Linked DNA regions of Homo sapiens: region 1 is linked to region 2. Evidence: read pairs that join two places in POLR2A ChIA-PET (ENCODE). Cell type or tissue: MCF 10A. All regions are shown on one strand. Links, peaks and the distances in the headings refer to the core of each region. The heading gives the core; the rest is flanking DNA. Region 1 has its middle 49 kb from the start of ERVFRD-1. Region 2 overlaps NEDD9 (neural precursor cell expressed, developmentally down-regulated 9).

Region 1 (3,036 bases), core at 249-2,748, 65 kb before region 2:
GGAGAATTTGAGTTCACAAAGAGAATAATGACTGCGATTGATAGAAATATATCAAATATCTAAAAATCAGTAAGTTCAGAACAGGACAAGGGTGTCACTCTTTCCATTTCCACATTGTACCATAGAACATTCTGGCTAGGACAGCTAGGCAAAAAAAAAAAAAAAAAAAAAAAAAAGAAGATTCACATTGGTAAGTAAGAAGTAAAATTATTTATATTCACAAATGACATGATCTTGTATATTAAAAAGATCAAAGACTCTACCAAAAAACAATGAGAACTAACACACAAGTTCAACAGATCAATATAAAAAAATCAATTGTATTTCTATACAGTAGTAATAAATAGTCTGAAAATGAAATTAAGAAAACCATTCTCTTTACATGAGTGTCAAAATGAATAAAATACTTAGGAATAAATTTATTTTATTCCTAAGGAATAAAAGGAAGTACAAAACTCAAAACTTGTACACTGAAAACTACAAAACAGTATTGAAAAACATTAAAGAAGATTTAAATAAATGGAAAGGCACTCCATATTAACAGATTGAAAGACTTAATATTGTTGGGATGGCAATATTCCAGTTCATCTACAGATTCAACACAATTTCTATCAAAATTCATATGGGCATGGAAGGAAACCAGAATGGTCCAAATAATCTTTAAAAAGAACAAAACTGGTTACTCATATTTCCTGATTTCAAAACTTATTACAAAGCTATAGAAATCAAGACTGTTTTTTACTGTCATAAGGATAGACATATTGACCAATGAAATATAATTGAGAATCCAAAAATAAATTCATATGCTTATGGTCAATTGATTTTTGACAAAGCAGCCGAGACCATTTCATGGGAAAAGAATAGTCTTCAACAAATGCTGGAAGAACTGAATAACTGAATATCCACATGCAAAAAAATCAATTTGTACCCTGAAATCCTACCATACACAATAAAGTGAATCATGTATCTACATATAAAAGCTAAAATCATTAAACTCAGAAGAAAACACAGTAGTAACTCTTTATGATCTTGAATTAGGCAATGGTTTCTTAGTTATGGCAACAAAAGCACAAGGGATAAAAGAAAAGATTGATAAGTTGGACTTCATCAACATTAAAAAAATTTTGTGCTTCAAAGAATGCCATCAAGAAAGTGAAAAACAACACACAGAGAATATTCTCAAATCATGTATCTGAAAAGGGACTCATATCCAGACTATCTAAAGAATTCTTACAATAATAAAAGACACATAAGCCAATTAAAAAATGGGCAAACGATTTGAATAGATATTTTTCCAAAGGAGATAATGAATGAATAATGAGCACATGAAAAGATGCTCAGCATCACTGGTCATTAGAGAACTACAGCTAAAAACCCCAAGGAAATACTACTGCACACCCGCTGGAATGGCTGTCATAAAAAAAGACAGCCAGTAACAAGTGTTAGTGAGGATATGGAGAAAACTGGAACTTCATACATTGCCAGTGTGAATGTAAAAGGTGCAGTCCCTTTGGAAACGAGTTTGGCAGTTCCTCAAAATCTTAAACATAAAGTTACCATATAACCTAGCAATTCCACTCCTAGGAATCTACCCAAGAGAAATGAAAACATGTCCATACAAAAATTTGTACATGAATGTTCATAACAGCATTACTCACAATAGCCAAAAAGTGGATACAATCCAATGTCTATCAACTGATGAATAAACAAACTGTACCATATCCATGCAATAGGATATTACTCAGCAATAAAAGAACTGAATTACTTACATATGCTACAATATGGGTGAGTCCCAAAAACATAAGTGTCACAAAAGTCCACATATTGTGATCATTTATATGAAATATCAGAAAAGGTAAATCTTTTTTATCTTTTTTTTTGCTAGACTTTTAAAAGCAAAAATCTTGGTTTTACTCATCAATTCTACTTTTTGTTTGTTTTTAAATCCCTTACTTTTGTTTTTATCTCTACTAGTATTTCTACTTTGTTTTGGTTAATTTTGTTTTTTCTTACTTTTGAGTGAAAATGAATTAATTTGGTTTAGTTTCAAATTTCTAAATTTCCAGTTGCTTTTTGGAGGGTTCTGTCTTAATTTAAAATATGAATATGAAGACAGATACCTTCTTGAGAGACCTGAAAATGTTATTTCCAAATTCCAAATATGACACTGTATTATGTTGTTCTATTGAAAGAATCAATCTGAGATAATTCACATTAAAATATGAAGTTGGATCTGCAGGAGAGAAGATTGTAGTTAGTCTTGTAAATTTAAAAGTTGTCTTTCCATGAAAACATTAAGAAAAGCAGATGGCCATGTTTTGTTTCTATTATCCCTGCTTGAGCCTAGGATTATCCAAATTCCAATTTCCCAAAACTGCTAATACAAAAAAGGTATGCGCCTTCAAGGAACGTCTTTCCTTTAAAAACCTCATCCCACTCATCCAAAATCTTATTAAAGTCATTTGACAGCCTTCATTCTTTTTTGACCAATCAGTTCCCCAAGCTCAACCAACTTTGTTCAGAAACCTTTTACATTTCTTATTATGTGGGAAAATGATTCATTTTAATTGAAGAGAGCTTGTTCGGAATTTTCAAAATGAAATTTGAGCTCAGACAAAGAAAGCCTCAGACAGAAAGGGTAATTTTTCATCAACTACTGAAACCAGGGGACATAAAACGAATGTCTGTCTGTGCCCTTAGCATTCATGGTTTCTGCCATGGAACTGAATGCCCATTCTTCATTGTTGATCTGTGACTCAGCCCTTGTGCATGAATACTTGGATAGAACAGAGACACACAGCAGGGCAATTCTTCCCTAGTTTAAATTGTTTATGGTGCCTTTTGTACCTATAATTCACAATTTAAACATTCCTCTTAAGTGCATTTGTTTATATGCTACTCAGGCTTAACAATGGGCTTTTGAGAAGCTCTTATGTACTATTACACTACGAAATGTCTCCTTACCATAGAAAAGAAGGTGGTGGGGGAGTGGGGATGGGAATATGACCTTCTGCCCTGAGGACTTGTGCAAAGAAC
Region 2 (2,768 bases), core at 1-2,500:
AGGCAGGAGGCTTGATTCAGGTGCTGCGGGCTATGAGGCGAGAGCGCCCATGCCAGGTTTAAAGCAAGAACAATTGGATGCAAATCCCCCGCACTGCTTAACACTCTCAGGTGTTCCAAACAAGTTCTTATTTCAAAATGGGCATGGCTTTATTTCTAAAGATGCCTATTTCTGCAAAGAAAAGGAAAGAGAGCACCTTGTTATTTACAAGTCAATGAAAAAAAAAGCACAACATCTTAGACAGTTTCCTGCAAAAGGCTGCTGTAAGGGAGATGGGATAATGCCTTCGACAGTGGATTAATCTCAGGAGCAGCCCTTGATGACAGTCTCTAGAGTGACCATGTGCTTCCGGACTCTCCCAGGCAGTCCCCAGGTTCAAATATCCTTCCCTTTGTCAGACCATATGTCCCATTTTTTTGGTTTGTAAAACATGGATACATACTCACAAAAAAGAAATATTTTTGAAACCAACAACAAAGGATGGGAATGTAAGTATATTTCTTGATTATGGATCTGCCATGGCTGAATTTCGGATTTGGGAGAAAAAGAGCTAGGCACTGATAAGAATCTTAAATTCAATCAACGTTATGTGTTCTCTAATTGACAAGGTGATGTCTGTAAGGAAATGAGATCGATTCCAGTGCCTCTGGGCCTCTGTGAGATAGCCTAGAAGTCCAGCTCCACAGTGACAGGGGTTATCAAGAGAAAGGAGGCTGTCGGGCTGCGTTCATTTCTGCTATTCCCTTCCTTGAACCCATTTAAAGGTGTGCTTGTCATGCTGGGCTCTGAGTGGAGAGGGTCAGGGAAGCGGAGATAGCACTGGACTTCTGCCCCAGGGGAGCATGCAAGGGAAAGAGGGCTCAACATTTTGCTAGGCCAATGCTGCTGTGGTAGTGCGACTGTACCACAGGTCCACGAACCCATTTCCTGCCAAACTCTCAGTCATGCCACAGTGACTAGTAACAAGAACGAAAGAACAAAAGGAAAAGAAAAAAAAAATCTCATCGACAGATGACTGATGTGTCCTGACACTGAAGACTCAGAAGTAGCTGGAGTGTCTAGAAGTCCACTTACTGCCATTTTCTGTGTGCTGGCTTTGCCTGTTATGGTTATTTTGGGAGGCGGAGGGTGTTGGGGGGCAGAAAAGCCCAGCTCATTCTTAAAGAGTCCTCTAGATGAGTCCTCAGTTAGCCTCATCTCCTGTGGGAGTGAGGCATTAAATTAAGGAAAACAAGTGGACTGTCATGAATCACTGAGATTAAGGCTAACTCATAGTTACCAAGAGATAGCACAGTGTTTCTGCCTGACCAATAAAACCTAGGAAAAACATGAATGACATATACTATCTAAATGCACAATGCCTTAAGAAGTAGACAGGAGATCTGGTTCAAATCTGAACTTTACACGTGTTTTGGTTACTGCAACTTTCTACTGGGTTTCACAGATAATTAATCCATCCACCGCCCCCCTGCCCCCCAACCACACATACACACAGTAAAAAAAGGAATTCAAATTAATTTCAAAAGGGCTATCAAATATTTTTGTTGCTTGAAATGGTTTCACTTTTACATATTTGTTGCTAAATCTTTGTTTCCTGTGGGCATAAACATAACATTTCATGTGAGGGACATTTTTAGTAACATCATATAACTATTACCTTGATATGTTAGACATATCAGGGGGAATTCTAATTCGCAAGACTGAGATTTGCAAAGAAACATGACACTTACAAATCACTGGATCCAGCCTTTGAATAAGGATCATGAACTACCTACTTAGACACCGTGTAAGCACCAGAAGCACTAGTAGTGGTTAGTGAGGGGATTAGGGAGAAAGAGACTAGCTGTTTTGTTTGTTTGTTTATTTGTTTGTTTGTTTTGTTTTTGAGACAGTCTCACTCTGTCGCCCAGGCTGGAGTGCAGTGGTGCAATCTCGGCTCACTGCAAGCTCCGCCTCCCGGGTTCAAGCCATTCTCCTGCCTTAGCCTCCCAAGTAGCTGGGATTACAGGTGACCACCACCATGCCCAGCTAATTTTTTGTATTTTTAGTAGAGACGGGGTTTCACCGTGTTAGCCATGATGGTCTGGATCTCCTGACCTCGTGATCCGCCTGCCTCGGCCTCCCAAAGTGCTGGGATTACAGGTGTGAGCCACCGCGCCCGGCCTTTTTTTTTTTTTTTTTTTAAAGAATAACTGGGATTTAATAGTCCATTGTGGGGCCCAGGAATATGTATTGGAAAACATTCCACTGGCAACTTTAATATCTCCATGACAGCTGCCTCCACTCCCTACGTCAACCATGAAAAACTGCTGTCAGCTCCACCACTATCCATATTTCTGGAGTGCCCGTTCTATCTTCCTCAAATTCACCTAGATCTCATTGTTTGGTCAAACTGTCTTCAAAGAGAGTCACCCTTTCCAATGAAGGGTACAAAAGGTTACCAACAAGGTGACTTATCTTAAAATGCAGATTGTTCAGGAAAATAATCCTTTGCAGGCTGTCATGTTCCCTAGCTGTGTGGAATCCTCATTAGCCAGCAGGAATTACTGCAGAGAGATGGCTGGAATGTTCAAAGTAAATAAGATGGAGGGGGGTGTTGTTGGCAAAGTATAAACAGGGTTTTTTTTTGTGTGTGTGTGTCCCCTTTTCATGCCCGTACTCTTTGCAACCATCTATCACCTAGGAAACCGTCAGTTACTCTCTGGCATTTTAAGTTAGAAATATAGTATTTCTTCCCAATGGCCCTGTTTCATTTGTCTTGGCGAGAA

The links. ChIA-PET counts read pairs that join two places held together with the same protein. Peaks named below come from ENCODE experiments on the same cell type or tissue, not always from the same donor. Only the 100,000 strongest peaks of a DNase experiment are listed, where the experiment ranks them.
Region 1: POLR2A ChIA-PET joins it to region 2 with 5 read pairs; 4 of 35 experiments call an interaction of 5 or more read pairs at or near these places.

What each region holds. Positions count from the first base shown.
Region 1 is chr6:11,158,748-11,161,783 of GRCh38, forward strand. No RefSeq gene overlaps it. Among named protein-coding and RNA genes, the nearest start is that of ERVFRD-1, 49 kb to the left of the region's middle. In MCF 10A, for the core only: no CTCF peak of the experiment used is centred there; a DNase peak (open chromatin) is centred at 1,574.
Region 2 is chr6:11,223,637-11,226,404 of GRCh38, forward strand. The region is part of intron 1 of NEDD9 (neural precursor cell expressed, developmentally down-regulated 9); the gene reads right to left. The region is part of intron 1 of LOC124901256 (a long non-coding RNA gene); the gene reads right to left. Among named protein-coding and RNA genes, the nearest start is that of NEDD9, 7.6 kb to the right of the region's middle. In MCF 10A, for the core only: no CTCF peak of the experiment used is centred there; no DNase peak of the experiment used is centred there.